2 separate regions of the Homo sapiens genome follow, and region 1 is linked to region 2. A link is a loop called in an ENCODE intact Hi-C map of the cell type or tissue named here. Cell type or tissue: heart right ventricle. All regions are shown on one strand. Links, peaks and the distances in the headings refer to the core of each region. The heading gives the core; the rest is flanking DNA. Region 1 overlaps CALCRL-AS1 (CALCRL and TFPI antisense RNA 1). Region 2 overlaps CALCRL-AS1 (CALCRL and TFPI antisense RNA 1).

Region 1 (8,350 bases), core at 340-8,339, 160 kb before region 2:
CGAAATCACAGAGAAAGCAACGCAGGAGGCAATACCCTGATGTCTACTGCTGGTCTCTCTAATTGACTGAAACCAATTCAATGTCTGAAGGCAAGGGAGGCTGGATGCTGCAGTTTAGAGGCCAGCCTCCCAGGGCACAGAGTGAGACAGACAAAAGTAGAGATGGATTTTTGTGAACAGAAGGAGGTAAATGAGGTGTGTTTGTTTACATAGTTAATTCTCACAACACTATATGGTAGGTACTTTTGTTATCCTTAATTCACAAATGAGAAATATCCCTATGCCACAAACCACAGAGGTTAGCTACTTTATCTGTGTAAGTGCTCAAGGAAAGATTTAATCCCAGTCTCCAGGGAAACTATTGAAAGCAATGTTTTCAGTTTCCCTGAAATTGAGTTTGAAGAAGGGCCACTTCCAGGCATGAGACTCATCATGCCTTTGGATGATACTACACTGCATTGGCAGCATTGATATCACAAATTTAAGGGAGATAAAGGCATCCTTTTGGAGGATATTCATGTTTGTGAATAGGAGGCATTCCTTAGCTCTCAACTGAAAAATCCCAAGAAAATAACTTCTAAACTGTGGAAGAAGAGAAGACTGACATCTCCTTTCCAGTTGAATGACTGCTTATCCACCAAGATTGTTGACCTGACTCATGATATCAGATTAGGAGGAGAGACCTTTGAAGATATAACAGTGCATTTTGATAGAGTGAGTCAAGATCTGTCCCCTCCCTTAAATTCCTGGTTCCCTAGATATACAGAAGATAAATTATGCCTATTTACAGTACTACATATTGAACACCACAAAAGAAGTTTGGACATAAGAGGAATTTATATGGTGTTACAATCTGGGTATCAGTTGCAAGATGTGACCTCATCTTGTCAGGGACCACCAAAACTTAAGGAAGCCACTGGGAATTGAGTTGTTCATTAATGATGCCTGTTGAGGTCAAACTGGTCACTCTTGCTCTGTAGGCAAGCAATAGGTTAGCAGTGATGACCAACAGAGCAGAGACTTCCACTTCACCAACAGCTAAAATGTGAGATGCCCTTTTCCTTTTGAATTGATCATGAAACTGAAGCTTTAAAATGAAGAGGACAAAGTCAAATTAATTGGCATAAGCCTTTTACAAAAGTTAGAAAATCAAACTGTCAAATCTTTTTAGAAGTCTTCTGTTCACCAGAAAAGTGGTTTGACAGAGCATTGCTGGTAAACATTATTAGAAAATGAAGATAATTTCATGTTATAATTGAATGAGTTATACATGCTTTGATTTTAGATTATACTTTTGAATCACATCCTTTTGAGAACAAAGTGATGCATAAATAAGTAAATACATTCTAGTCCTCAGGTTTTGCTACTTATGTGTTTTATTTTTTTAAACTATAAGTTCTGGGATACCTGTTCAGAACATACAGTTTTGTTACATAGGTATACATGTGCCATGGTGGTTTGCTGCACCCATTAACCCGTCACCTATATTAGGTATTTCTCCTAATGCTATCCCTCCTCTAGCCCCCCACTGCTCGACAGGCCTGGTGTGTGATGTTCTCCTCCCTGTGTCCATGTGCTGTCATTGTTCAACTCCCACTTATGAGTGAGAACATGTGGTGTTTGGTTTTCTGTCCTTGTAGTAGTTTGCTTGAGATAGTTTCCTGGTTTCCAGCATCATCCATGTCCCTGCAAAGGACATGAACTCATCCATTTTTATGGCTGCATAGTATTCCATGGTGTATATGTGCCACATTTTCTTTATCCAGTCTATCATTGATGGGCATTTGGGTTGGTTCCAATTCTTTGCTATTGTGAATAGTGTATGTAGTAATACTATATATAATATACTACCCAGAATTGTATGAAATGCTGAGAAATGGCTAAAGAGTTCTAAATATCTTTGAGCTACATTATGTTTTAAAATAAGGCAGATCATCTACCATTTTCTCTGTGAAAACTTTTAATATATCTTAAAATAGCAATAAAGTAAAGACACAGGAAACTTCCTGGGGATTAAGGGCTGGCTAGAATTAAAGGCCAAATGCTTTCAACAACTTCTAATCAAAGATGAATCCTCAGGAAATGCCTTGTATCCTCATGATTATTGTTTAATTAAAGTTCCTTACTTGCATTTAATCTGCTACCTCTTTATGGTTTGTTAATTATTAATCTTGAGGCCTCTGTGATAAATGGCCTTTCTCCTTGACTTCGTTTTCATACACTTGCCCCATTCCTAAACACGTGTCCTTGGGGAAAAATTAATGAATCCTAAAACACCCTACAAAATGTACATATTAATTTATTTCTTAACTGTAGAATAGTATATTTATTTCAATGGTATTTAAAGCAAAATGCAAGTAAAACTCTGCTGACCTCCATCCTGTAAATAACATCCTTGCCTAGTATAATAACAATATCATTTTTAAATCATCTTGAATACAAATTGCTTCTCCTATATAATTGTTTTTATAACTGTAAGAAAAAGAGCTAAAAGACAACAACCAAGGCAATTTATTTTATGTTTTTGAGAAATGAAAATCCTGACAGCTACTGAATAATTTACTCTCATCTGAATACCGACTGTAAATTTTATGTATGAGGAATGGGAATGATTTGTTTTCAAACTACAGGTAATATGAGTTTTCTTCCAGCCTCTCAGCAGTTGAATTTCCTTTGAGTGCTTAAAAATGCCAAGCCATCTTTAAGGTGTTTCCTTTGCAACTTGCCTCTTGTAAGAAATGCTAACATATGAGGGAAATAGTATACATATATGGTTTATTGCTTGAGAGTATTATTAGCAGCTGCTTTTTAAATGTATTCTTTAAAAAAATGTAGGTTGTAATCCTTTCCACTGAAACCTAGGAGTAGCTAAATAATGAGGCTAAGCTCAGGAAATGTCAGAGGAAGGTGCATCCTGGGAGTGTGTTAGTCCATCACTTTCAGGAAGGGACAATCTAGTCTTCTGTCAAGTTGGTCTGTTCAGGCTTTCTCCATGTGGCAAGCTTCCTCCGATTCATGCCTCTGTAAGTAGTTATAGTTCAAATAGGAGTGGCTGTCCTAGGTTTCAAACTCCCCTTCTAGGAAAATGTTTCCATCATTCACCATTTCCTACAATTGTTATACCTCAAGCTGAAAAAGCTATGCCTAGCTGGGAAAAGGCGGGATTCTGGAACTCTCCTTTTCCGGTCTATCACCTGAATTAAAGCCAGAGGGAGGGGAAAGGGATATAGCACATCATGATATCTCCACTGAAATGGAATTTTACAAAAAGTTTTAGAAACGTACAGCTGATTCCTGAATGCATGCTTTAATTTGCATAGACATAGAACTAACTAGGAAATTTGGTATTTCCAAAGTTAGGTTTATAATACTCTTGACATTTTTTCACTCCACCCCACCTTTCTTACATATTTGTAGCATTCTAAGTTACTTTATTTGAAAGTAATTAAACAGAGCTACGGTGGGATCACATTCTTTCTTTTTCCTCTTGACAAATGAAAGCCCAGCTCAATGGCTGTCCAGCTGATAGCCTGCAATATGGAGTCTGAGCTGGACTGTTAAAAAGAGTGTTTGCACATTTCCTGGGCACTCTGGACTCACCTGTTTTTTCTGCAGTATTTGTTGATAAAATTGAGGTTTAAAAAAACAGTAGTCCATGAATTCTTCCCAGTTATCTTCTATCATAGGAATTTTCATAGGCTGCTTTGTAGGCATTTTTCAAACCTCTATCCATCACCTCCCATAAGGACACCACACTATCATATTATCCAAGAAAAAAAGACTTCTTATTTTCCATCAGAATGAAAATAATCTTTAAATCAAGGATAACCCTTGATATAATGCCAGTGTAAATTCATAGCATCCATGCTTTCTCCCAGAATAAAAATAGAAAATGATATAAGATTAAAGGTTTTATGTTATTGTTATAGCAAGTGGGAATTCTAAAGAATAAATATTCTTACTGTGGTTATAATAACTTCTTTTCATGGGCAATTTTCACATGTAGGTAAAACTTAAAAGATTGTATGCTTATGTTCATAGCATCTACAACATAGACTAATAATGTTCACCCACATACAACACTAGAAAATTGCACGTAAAATTGCAGCAAAGATAAATTGCCTAGAAAATTCTTTAAGAATTTTTTGCCCCTTTTAAAGATAGAAGGGAAGAAAATCGTCCTTTCTGACTTACTCATTCTCCTAGTGTTGAGTATATTAGATAAAATTATCAGTTGTGCAAAATTATCGGAGAGGAAAACGTAAACATCTCTAGGCAGTTCTCAAACTGTCTTCTTTTAGTTAAATATGGACACAAAACTATTAAATAGTTTTAAAAAGTATTTAAACTCTGTTTTTCTGTCCCTCTTCCTAGTTGCCTTTTTTTGATGTTTCAGAGATTTTTTTTTTTAAGTATATGTTATTTGCCATTTCTCTTATCTCTCTTTGTGAAATTAAACAGTTTTTTCCACAAAGAGTTGTTTTGTTTAAACCACTCATGGGTGCAGGAGGGGACATGAGCAGTTTTGATGCAATTCTCATATTCAGTCGCTACTTTTGGAAGTGTCTCCAGCCACCAAGGAGGGACTCTAGAGGAATGTCCAAAGCTGCTGTCCTTCCTCTTCTGCTGAGGCTCTCTGTGCCACTGGCCAGCAGGGTGCAGTGTCTTTCTTGGCTTTAGCTTTATTTTTCAAGATATTTTCTGGCCTCATCAGGGTCACTTTTTTTATTGTCAGCCAGCTTCTGAACTCTCAGGAACAGACAACCTCACAAACAAAATGATATTATGAAAAACAGACCCCAGATATTGGCACATCAGCAAAACAGATGGGGATTTGGGAAAGCAAAAAAAAAAAAAAAAAAAAAAAAAAGGAAAAAACTTCTTTGGAAAGATTGCCATTTCTCTACTATATACAAAATGTTGCTCCATACTCTACTATCCAAAGCATTACGAATTTTAACTTAAACAAGAGAATTCTAATGCAATTACATTAAAAGAGAACATGTTGCATAAGTCAATAGAAGGGATCCAATTGTAAGATTTTAAAGAATTTGCTTGTCAAAGTCTCTGGATTACTGGTTATGAACTTTTGTCTAACAACTTCAGAGGCTCAGCAAATTTAAATAACTGAAACAAAATTTATTAATAAGAATTGTTTATATAAACTTTAAAGACTTTTTTTGATTAAAATCCTTAGTCTTTCTAACTAACCTAAGTTTAAAATGATTGATTAAAGAAATGTGAAATTAAATTTTTTTCCCAACATTGAGATCTAACATTTATAGAACGTTTACAATGGGGGAGACACTATATTTGTAAACATCTGAATTATCCCATTTAAGCCTCAAAATAACCCTATAATAAAGATAATTTGATCATCTCATATTTTAAAAGATGGAGAAACTGAGAAGTATGCAACGTGGTCCAGCTCACACAGCTAGTTCATGGTGGAGCTGGACTGGGCTCCTGGCAGTCTGATTCCAGTCAGTGCTCTTAGCTACTAGACCTTACTAACTCCCGTTTCATTCAGTCCCTCTTGATGCCTGTGGTTCTCAACTTTGATTACACACTAAATAATTGAAGATTTAAAAATAATACCAATGCCCAAGTCTTATTTCAGAGCCATTAAGTCAGAATTTCTGTAGTGGGGAGATTTCATCTGGGCGTTAGTAACTTTTTAAAAATTGGGATTATTCTGAATTGCAATCAAGATTTAGAACTGCTGTTTAAACCAACAATTGTTTCAGGCAGTGAGGCTACAAGATGAAAATGATAAAAAGTTCCTTCCCTCATAGGGGAGTGTATTCATTTCCTGTGGCTGGTGTAACAAATTATCACCAACTGAGTGGCTTAAAACAACAGAAATTTATTTTCTCACAGTTTTTGATGCCAGAAGTCTGAGATCAAGGTTATGGCAGGGCTATTCTCTCTTGGGAGGCTCTAGGGGAGAGTTCATTTCTTGTCTCTTCCAGCTTCTGGTGGCTGCCAGCAGTCTTTGGCTTGTGGCCACACATGTGATTGCATTTAAGGCTCACCTGGATAATCTCCCCACCCAAAGATCCTTATTTAATTACTGTGCAAAGACCCTTTTTCTAAATAAAGTAACATTTACAGGTTGCAGAAATTAGGATTTGATATACTTGAGTGGCTATTATTCAACCTACTAGAAGGAGTTGAACAACTGGAGAGAGAATTTAAACATAGATTAAACATGCTATTAAGATAATGATGATATTTATAATAGTTCCAGAGAAGTTAGGGAGACAAAAGGAATCCACACTTTAACCAAAGGTTTTTTAGTTTACTCACCTGATAGTCTCTTAATACAGATTACTCTCCATTTGTAAAGGCTATGCTTTAAAGTGACTATTACTTCCCAGGTTTAATTTTTATTTTAAAACAGTGGATCTCAAATTTTATCATGAATCAGGATTATTGATCTGGGATGGGGTAATGGCAAAGAATGGATATTTGACTCATTTATGGTTATTTAATAATTTAATGATCTGGTGAAAAGGGTGAGAATATGTATATATGTATGACATTTTTATAAAATATTCTTTTATCCTTGGGTTATTAATATCTAATTTTTTATAATGCTTATTAACTCTTACAAAAATCATAATTCTTAAGAGGTAATACAGATGTATTATAGAATGTTCAATGCCAGTACTTTTTTCAAGCTAAATATATCTGTAAATATTTGTTTATCGATTCAAACTTTTTAAAAAACAAAAATGCCATTTTAAATAGTAGATCTCTTGGAGCTTACCGAAGCTATTGTTGAGCATTTGGAATTGCCTAGAAATTGACAATAGATTTTTCTAATAAAAATGTGACTAATGATGTAAAACCTTCTCACTTCCAAAATTAATCTGCAGTTCAATGTAAAGACCACAACTTTAGGAAAGAGTATAACTCTGCAACTGGCCAGCAAAGTTGCTTATCCTTATCGATCACATGGGATTAACAGTATTTATTCTTAGAATTTTTGTGAGGATTAAATGAGAGTACATACTTAAAGTTTCCAGCACAGAACCTAACCTGGATTTGATTCTTAAAAAAAAAAAAAAAAATTGTCAATTGTAGAAAAGGTCAATAGTTGCAGGGTCACAAGAAATAATTCACAAGTTCTAAGGATGTTCATTTCTTGTTGGAATTGTTAGCATCTCACACAATCTTAGAGGTCTCTAAATAGATATTAGATATTGATTATAATTAGTTCTTGAACAGAGGATCAGAGTAATGAAGTCATTGGTTCTACAAAGGTTTATGTCTTAATGAGTTTAGACATAATTTGACTTTGTTCTGCATAGAAAGCCCAAGTACACACTGTGAACTCTTTCTTACTGAATTTCACTGATATAGATCTTCTATTCAAATTTTTATGGTTATTTTAAACACTACATGTATGCTCTAAGTCATGAGTTAGAATCCAAATCTAGCCACAATCATGGACATAAAGAATATCACGTTTTCAATTTTATTTTCTATGCCATCCAAAAACACTGTAGCAGATTTAATTTTATTTTTCAATAAAATGTATTTGATCAGCAAAATAAAATAATCTAAGAAACATTAACTTTATAAACATACAAATGATCTTTACCCTGTGCTCAAAGCATTTTATTTCCTGAGAGTTACTGAACAATGTTTTCAGGCAATTTTAAATGAATTCACTTCACATAATATTGAATCTAGACTCTTTTCCAATGTATACAATGTTATATATTCTGAAGGGAAAATGACATTATTTTGATACATTTCATTTTAAGACTTAGTTCAGAAATTTTGTTTTGTACTATATGCATTTTGAATGTCTTAAGCATAGAGAAAAAAATTGAATGTTCTACTAGGGCAGATATTTAAGCATCTGAAGTTTAATCCAATTGTTAAATGCACAGGTTTAAGCATTACTTCTGAGAAAATAAAGGTATAGATTTACAAAGGCATAGATTTACAAAGGTAAAGGCATCAAATTCTCAAATTTTCTCCAGAAGGAGAACTTCTTACATAATGTAACACATTTTATTTAGAAATAAAATAAGTTGCCTAATTTCACTCACTGGAAGTGACGTAGCCAGGATTCAGTACATAAGTACCTTAGACTTTGGGATGCTCGCTCTTAACTACTTTAGTCTATATATCTTTTTCTTAAAGCCCTCAACTTGTGGCATTTATCTTACTAGATTTACTTTCACCATTTTTATATTGTTATAAACATTTGTGTGTGTGTGTGTGTGTGTGTGTGTGTGTGTGTAAAACTGAGATCTCACTTGCCTTTTCTTTTAAATTTTACCACTATCAACCTTTTATTTTCACTTCATTTACCTTAAAATTTTTGTTTGTC
Region 2 (8,350 bases), core at 159-8,158:
AAGACTTAATGGTGTTAGTATGGCTTTAATACATAGAAGCCATTTCATTACAAAATATTCAGTTTTGATAACTCGTTATATTTGGTCATATTTGCTTTAGATCTCTGCCTCATTTTTAAGAATTAAAACATAAGAGATGCAGTTTAAAGTTTCCTCATTTATGTCTCTCCCCAGAGATGGTTTTTTTTTTTTTTTCTTTTGAGACGGAGTCTCGCTCAGTCGCCCAGGCTGGAGTGCAGTGGCGCGATCTGGGCTCACTGCAAGCTCCGCCTCCCGGGTTCACACCATTCTCCTGCCTCAGCCTCCCGAGTAGCTGGGACCGCAGGCACCCGCCACTATGCCCTGCTAATTTTTTTGTATTTTTAGTAGAGACGGTGTTTCACCGTGTTAGCCAGGATGGTCTCGATCTCCTGACCTCGTGATCCGCCCGCCTCGGTTTGAGAGCTTGGTTTTTATCGCTCCTATGTCTGTTATAATTTTATATGAATCTATAATTAATGTATAATATTGTTTTATATACTTAATTTGAAATTTCATGCTTATTTTGCAGATTTATTAGTGAGGATTTAAATTTTTGCAAAACGTGTATGTTAGTTCGTTTTCACGCTGCTAATAAAGACATACCCAAAACTGTGCAAATTACAAAAGAAAAGTTTATTGGACTTACAGTTCCACGTGGCTGGGGAGGCCTCACAATCATGATGGAAGGTGAAAGGCACATCTTACATGGTGGCGGCAAGAGAAAGAGAGCCAAGGGAAACAGACTTCCCTTTATCAAACCATCAGATCTCGTGACACTTATTCACTACCATGAGAACAATATGGGGGAAACTGCCCCCATGATTCAATGATCTCCCACCAAGTTCCTCTCACAACATGTGGGAATTATGGGAGTACAATTCAAGATGAGATTTGGGTAGGGACACAGAGTCAAACCATATCAATGTGATCACCTTTTATTTAAAAAATTGTGCAATCCTATCTTCTACTGACGCAAAAGTTCAGCCTTTTATCACTTGGTGTTTCAGATAAGAGATCTGATAAATAAATAGCCTTAAATTAATTATCAGAAGATCTGTTCATCTTTCATCTGTTAAAATATGTCCCACAGTTACAAAGTAATTAAAGTTCAAACACAAGTGTAGGTATAAAATTTTAGTGGCTTAAAACTGTCAAGCATTTGTTTGTAAATATCCCTTGGATGAATACAGTCAATTCTCATCAAGCTGAAAGATGGGGATGGTTTTGGTGTACACGAGTTACTGATGAGAAACTGAATAACGCTGTCTGGAAAAAAAGAGCAATAAAATACCAAAATACTCTTAACTAATAGCATAGAGAGAGAGAGAGGAAGAAATAGCTTCAGCTAGACTGCCCAGAGATATGTCTCAGCAAAATGAGCTTCTGTTACTGGGGCTGATCAAGAATGCAGGAGATAGATATCATGGGAATAAGAAAAACAGTGCCTGAATGGTACATCAGCTTGACTTGATGGCCCTCTAGGGCTTTCTTGTTCTTGTATGAGAATGTGCTTCTGTGTTCATTCATCAAAGATGGCGCTATAGCATTTCATCATAGCAAAAACATATTTTTAAATTGAGCTCTCATGGAATCTGTTATACATGGTTTCCTCATATGACACTTATGATTTGATGCTTCTGCTTCCAAGGTAATCTTACATAACTCACCTTGAATTTCATTTACTCTACTTGGCCAGAATTATATAATACATGAGATTTTACATACGAGAAAATCATTGACTAATAAGGTTTTATGAGTCAAAACAATGAAACTTTCCAGCTAACAGAGATTTATTTTCTCCGTTAACCTCATCATATTGATTTATTGTTCAGAATTATTTAAAACTAGACAGTAATTTGCCTCCTTCCACAACTTTTTTCTTTTTATCTATCACTTTGTTATTGTTTTTTGAGAATTCTTCTGGACACAGACTTGTGCCAGAAAATTCAAGTAGTTAAAAAACAAGTAACTCATATGAAGCATATTTTCAAGTACATTTTAGTATCAGGATAGAGGGCTCAGAAATGCACAAAAAGAACTATAGATACAGCTTAAACATGTTAAGAATCTTATAGAGAATAATCAAGCTAGTATGACAACACCAAGAAAGGATAGAGCATATGCAGGCATAACTAAAAGATTAAAGAAAGCAGTAAAATTAAAATAGTTCATAAACATTGATAGAAATTAAATTAATGGGGTTGGAAGAGGAGTAGGACAAAAAAACAGTGATTTTAGGGGGAAATGAAATCCACTTTGGCTGACATAAAATATTTAAAGAAATAGTAACAGAGTAAATGAGAACAGATCTTAGGGAAGTCTAAATACTGAAAGCCTGAATTTTAGTAGGCAAAGGGGAATGTGAAGAATTTGAACAGCTGACTGTCATATAAGATAAGCTTTAGGAACATCTTCTGACTTGAAAAATGTCTGAAATGTTCTTGGTGTCTTTGAAATTTAGAAAACTACATGGATATGTCTGAACATGGCTTTTTTTTTAACAGCTCCAAATCTCCTGTTCATTATTGCACTGTAGTCAAAATACAGTATTTGCTTCTGGTTTCTCATCTTGTTATGGCTTTCTACATTGTTCTACTTAAAACTCAAGATATTTTCCAAATGTGTCCTAATTATTTTGCTTTTGGCAACCCTAGTCTAATTGCCACTGTCATGTCATCCTCTACTTCAGTACATAAGTCAAGAAGTAGGTATTTAATTCCAAAATGCAATTTCAACCACGCTACTCTTGTACTAAAACTCTTTTAATGGCTGCCTATTGTTTAATTGACTACAGGTTTAAATCTAAGATCTTTTACCAAGAATTTAAGTACCTTTGTGATCTGACTCATGTCTTTCTTTCCAGCCTTATTACTTGTCCTTCTCAGAATTTTTTTCTATGTAATAGTCATTAAATAATAATTTCTTTCCATGTCATGCCCTCATATCTTTGAATCTGCCATTGTTTCCACCCAGAATGATTTTCCCTCCTTTGTCTGTTTTTATATCTTCCATTCTTTCTTGATAATATACTATAAGTATGCAGAAAGGCTTTTTCTTCTGACTTTTGCAGGCACAGTTAGTCTTCCTCTAAAATGTGTTCACAGACCCCCAGTACCACTTTTGGAAATGCAAATATTTGTTCCACTAGACTGTAAGTTATTTGAGTCAGTGCCTCTCCAGGTTAGTAGCGGAAATATAGCAAACATAAATTTTTGTTGAGTGAATGAATAAATAAAGTATCCATTCTACAGGATAGAAGCAGATACAAAACAAACATAAATATCTGTTGAGCAGATGAATGAATAAATAGGTATATCAGAAGGTTTTATTGCAAACAAATAAGAAAAATATGTGTTTATGGTAATTAGTGTATAGCTATGCTTTTAACTTGAATCCTCCTTTAGTTATTGATCATTTCTGATAATTTGGCATAGTTGAGATAATCATGGACACAGGACAAGTTTTATTGCTGCCATTAATTTAAATGTAGGCAGTTACAGTAATTTATCCTGTAAGTATTCATCTTCAGCCTGCTTAAATATTATAGAAAGAGCAATAATTGCTATAGGCAGGAATATTAAAAATGGTGATAGATAGTAGAAACCTGAAAAGGGTTAAATCCACAGAGATCTGAAAATTGGTTAGTTTGTCAAATCAAAAGCATAATGATTGTGTATCAGAAGAGGGCAGCAAAGTGCAGCCCAGGCCAAAAATCTGAACTTGACCAAGTGCCCTGATGTGAGATGAAGAGTATGACTAAAGACCCCTGGAGAGTGAGTGCAACATTTAGCAATAGAGAAGTGTAGGAGAACCAAGAAACTAATCCACTGTCTTTGTACCAAGGGCAGTAGCCAATATAATATATAAAATTTTATAAGAATATAAAAGCAGTATTGTTTTCACTCTCATTATCACATTTTAATCTTTGAAACAATTCTCCATGGCATGGATAACTAGATACTGTGTGTGGGAAACAATACTCAAAGAAGGAACTACTAGGAGAGACCAGAGCCAAGACTACTCTTAGATAACCCAGTCTAGGTGAGCATGAGGAGTGTCAGGTTGAGCAGAGGGAGAGTCTTTAAGGTTTCAGTCTAAAGAACAAAGGCCAAGAGCAGGGTCCAAGTATCACAGCAAAAGGAGAGCAGCAGGAAGCCAGAATTAGGGGACAGGTTGAGAGTCTGGATACATGATAGCTTTTGGATGGGATTGTGGGGATTAATTCTGAAGTCTTGGATAGCATTCCTCCTGACTAAAGATGACTTGTCATGCTTGTATCAGTGTGAGAACTCACATGGCTAAAAGAGATTTGTCCCGTTGGAAAACAAACCTTTTGATATTTCTTCATTGCCCAAAGTTATTAGTATGGCATTTAAAGTTGAGAATGATCTACTAATAACATTGCTATTTGTAGTCTTACTGCCTTCTTCCTATTTGATGCACTTACAGCATTTTATATATATTTCCTTTGTATAATTTAAAACATTGTATTAAACTTTTGGTTGATATATCTTTTCTCCCCGTCTTGTAGTGAGGTTGTTTCCAAAGGTAAATGTAGAATAGTGTTTTGGCTCTCCAGCATTTTTGTTGAATGAGTATGTTATTAGTACTTACCTCAGTATAGATGAATATGTTTTTTGCACTGTCATAGAGCATAACATTTTGCAACCAAATTATAGTTCACTGTCTACTTGTAACTAAAGTGATCATTACAGCCAAAATTAACACAAGTATTTTTGTATTGCAATGACAGAGGGATTCTTTGAATTGGGGCCTTATTATTAGAGGAAGTAAGTCCTAAGAAGCTCTATCGTTCCCATAAGCCTGTCAAAAAACTGCCAATGCTCAGGACTTTAAACATTTCTGCTGTTTTAATAATATTTGCACAAGGGCATAATCAGAAAGCCACAATTAAAATACACATTACAAGTGCTTACCTATCCATCTTCTCCCTTGCCCTCTATTATTTTCGAAGCCCTAATGACAAAAGAGAAAATTGCTCCTACCAGATTAAAACCTTTTGGTTTCTTTTTTACTAATAAACACGTTTTTCCCTTGGCACTCACAAAATGTAAATATTTACTTTGTAGGTTATTTTAATTATTGGATTACTCTCTGAATTATTTGAGTCACACTCAGTGCTTTCTAATTATTATCACACTTGTTTACATTTCTCTTTCTTAAATTTTAATCAGTGTATTTTGTGCTCAGTGAAGTAGCATGTCTAAAACATATTGCTTCAGACAGAAAATTAATATTGCTCAAAGATATAAAATTAATATTAATATTGGTTCAAAGATAGAAAATTAATATTGCTTTTAAAATTAAAAGTTAGGAGAACTACTTACTGAAGGCAAGCTTTATGCAATCTCTTACTCATTTTAACTGATTTAATAACAGAGCCCATATACCAATATCATGGTTGAAAGGCTTTGTGGAGAAATATTATTTTAACCACTGAAGTACCAAAAATAAACCTTCTGAAGCCATTGCTTAATTTCATATCTATATTTTAAAAGCATATCATAGGACATGGATGAAGCTGGAAACCATCATTCTCAGCAAACTATCACAAGGACAAAAAACCAAACACCGCATGTTCTCAGTCATAGGTGGGAATTTAACAATGAGAACACTTGGACACAGGAAGGGGAACATCAGAACCCGGGGCCTGTTGTGGGGTGGAGGGATGGGGGAGGGATAGCATTAGGAGATATACCCAATGTAAATGACGAGTTAATGGGTGCAGCACACCAACATGGCACATGTATACATATGTAACAAACCTGCACGTTGTGCACATGTACCCTAAAACTTAAAAGTATAATAAAAAAAGAAAAGAAAAAAAAAAGCATATCATAAATTGTTATGGATTCATTCTTCTCTTGAAGAATATTTTGCTTGATTTTGGTTTTAGCTGATATAACATAAAGTTCTGAGATTAATAAAAAGTAATTATTATAGTGTACCCCCAAATTTTTTTCTAATATTTTCTGTTTTAACCAAGTCTGTAATGCTTTCAGTGATTATATGGAAAGCAGCCATATAATTTAGATTTTTAAATGGCATAATCAAAATTTGCCCTTTGTTCCTAAAAGGACTTTCCATTTTAATAACAATACATTTATGAATGTATGCTAAAGTATAAAATGTTCAAGTATAATATTTCTGCAATTTTGTTGACAAATTAAGGCTAACATAAACTCTGAAAATGTACTGTTTACTATTTCCGCTTCCAGTATCTAAACATTTGAAGAAATGTTTCGAACTGGAGCGAAAGTATTTTATACTTGTGTCGTAAGTTTTCCACAGACCATGACATAATAAATTGTATTTTCTATTAATTTCAGAAGTATATCTTTAACATTGCAACACAATTCTAAATAAACAGGGAAAACTAACCTGAAGAAAGAAAATCATATGTTTCTTTCCATTAACAACTTATATAGTAATTTAATTTTTTTTTCTGTTAGGAGGATAAAGTGAGTAAAAATTACGAATGTCACGTTGACCTTAGAAACAGCTATTCACTGCAATCTGTGTTATTTTTAAAGCTATGATTTGGCAAGACTTCTTTGTATTTTTTAAAAAAGCAAATTCATTTAGAATATACATCTGGACAACACCATTGCCATTTAGAAGAAAACACAAAGAAGTGAACATCGAAGAGTGCTTTTCTGTGTGTACTAACTTTGCATGGCAAAAGTTCAAAAGCAGCAGGAACTTCCCATCTGTTTGCAAGCTGTCTCAGACCACTTGATTTACAGAAATTCTATTTTCCTTTTGTAAAGGGCACACTTCTCTAACATTTTAAAAGAAATTTCAGTGTTACTTAGGAGAAATGGGATCACAGTAGTAAACACACTGTTGGTGTGTATTATTTGTACACAGTAATAATTCTTAATTTGGTAATAAGAATTATACTTTCAAAACAAACGAAACCACTAATAGGTAGAATTACATTATTTATGAAAGAACTCAGAAGAAGCAATAAAAACAAATAACTGAATCATGTGAAAGCATAGTACACAGGTGATAAAACAGATTATAAAATATATAGTGGATTCAGTCAATCATTGACAGATTTTTGGAAAGATATTGCACTTGCGAGCATGTGTGCGCACACACACACACACACACACACATTTCCTTTTCAGAGTAGAAATATTGCCCTTGTATTTAGTATCCAGTTTTATCCCATTGTTTTTGAAGACCAGGATGTGATTCACTCTAAAAATAGCTTCCCCCAGTATAAAGTGTCTGAACAAAAATAGTTTGTTGTTGTACTGTTCAGGAAAGTCTAAAGATCTTTGTGTGTGTGTGTGTGTTTGTGTGTGTGTGTGTGTGTGTATGTGTGTGTAACGGTTAACAGCCTCATAACATTTCTAAATAATTACTATATAATTGAGCACGATATGCTGAAGAATTGTTTAATGGCTTCAGATATTAGGAACATAAAAGAATAAGTTAATTATTATATACAATGGTTAAGTATCAATCTTTTGTATTTATAATTAAATGCATTTTTCTTCTTTATGTAATTTATTTTAATTGTAATAACCTGGTCATATTTTTAAGTAAACACTTAAAATTTTATAATTTTCTCTTTTAATATATACTACATTTAGTATATTTTAGGTGAACCAACATCCCAGTGGGGAATGATTTTGTCTTTGTAATATAAAACACCTTATGGCACAAAAGACAAAGCAATCAAATGAGAAATTAATTATAAATATTTGTTTTCTCTTGTTATTCTTGTTTGCCTTAAATTAGATTATACTTAATTTTATTTTACAGCAGTGGGTTTTTTAATCTATCTTTTTTTAATTCAAAAATACCATTAGCCAAAACCTTACTGATGTTAGACACAATATCCACATAGTAAGAGTTTTTTAAAAGCTTCTTGTTTTACACTTGTAATTATAATTAACTTGGTGACTCTACTCAGAAGAGCAAATAAGAACATTAATTGCCATTAAATTCTGGTGATATTGACAATGAAGCACACCTTAATTTCAATAATTAAGGGTATGGTCTTCTACTAGTTTCTTCTGCTGAAGTCCAAAGGGAGCATTTTTTAGTCTACTTCAGAATTCATTCAAGTGATTTTAAGATGAATACCTATTAATGTTAATGCAATACACTGTACTTGTAAGTGACAACAAAATTCTAGAACAGCAGAATATTATTTACAACTGTAAAATTTTTAAAAAATAAATTATTAAATGGTTTTTATAATTGCAACGGCTGATACTCAATCATTTTTTCTGTCTATACTTTGTAGGGAAGTTTTCTTTTATTAATTCTCTACCAGTGTAACTCAGTG

Evidence for each region. Peaks named below come from ENCODE experiments on the same cell type or tissue, not always from the same donor. Only the 100,000 strongest peaks of a DNase experiment are listed, where the experiment ranks them.
Region 1: a loop joins it to region 2, with 2.2 times the contacts of the local background. A loop is called at or near these places in 6 of 110 quality-filtered maps.

What each region holds. Positions count from the first base shown.
Region 1 is chr2:187,133,784-187,142,133 of GRCh38, forward strand. The region is part of intron 1 of CALCRL-AS1 (CALCRL and TFPI antisense RNA 1); the gene reads left to right. Among named protein-coding and RNA genes, the nearest start is that of CALCRL-AS1, 130 kb to the left of the region's middle. In heart right ventricle, for the core only: a CTCF peak has its summit at 4,635 (motif pointing right); a DNase peak (open chromatin) is centred at 4,658; H3K27ac peaks cover 3,445 bases.
Region 2 is chr2:187,295,609-187,303,958 of GRCh38, forward strand. The region is part of intron 2 of CALCRL-AS1 (CALCRL and TFPI antisense RNA 1); the gene reads left to right. Among named protein-coding and RNA genes, the nearest start is that of CALCRL, 150 kb to the right of the region's middle. In heart right ventricle, for the core only: a CTCF peak has its summit at 3,706 (motif pointing right); no DNase peak of the experiment used is centred there; H3K4me3 peaks cover 687 bases; H3K27ac peaks cover 2,434 bases.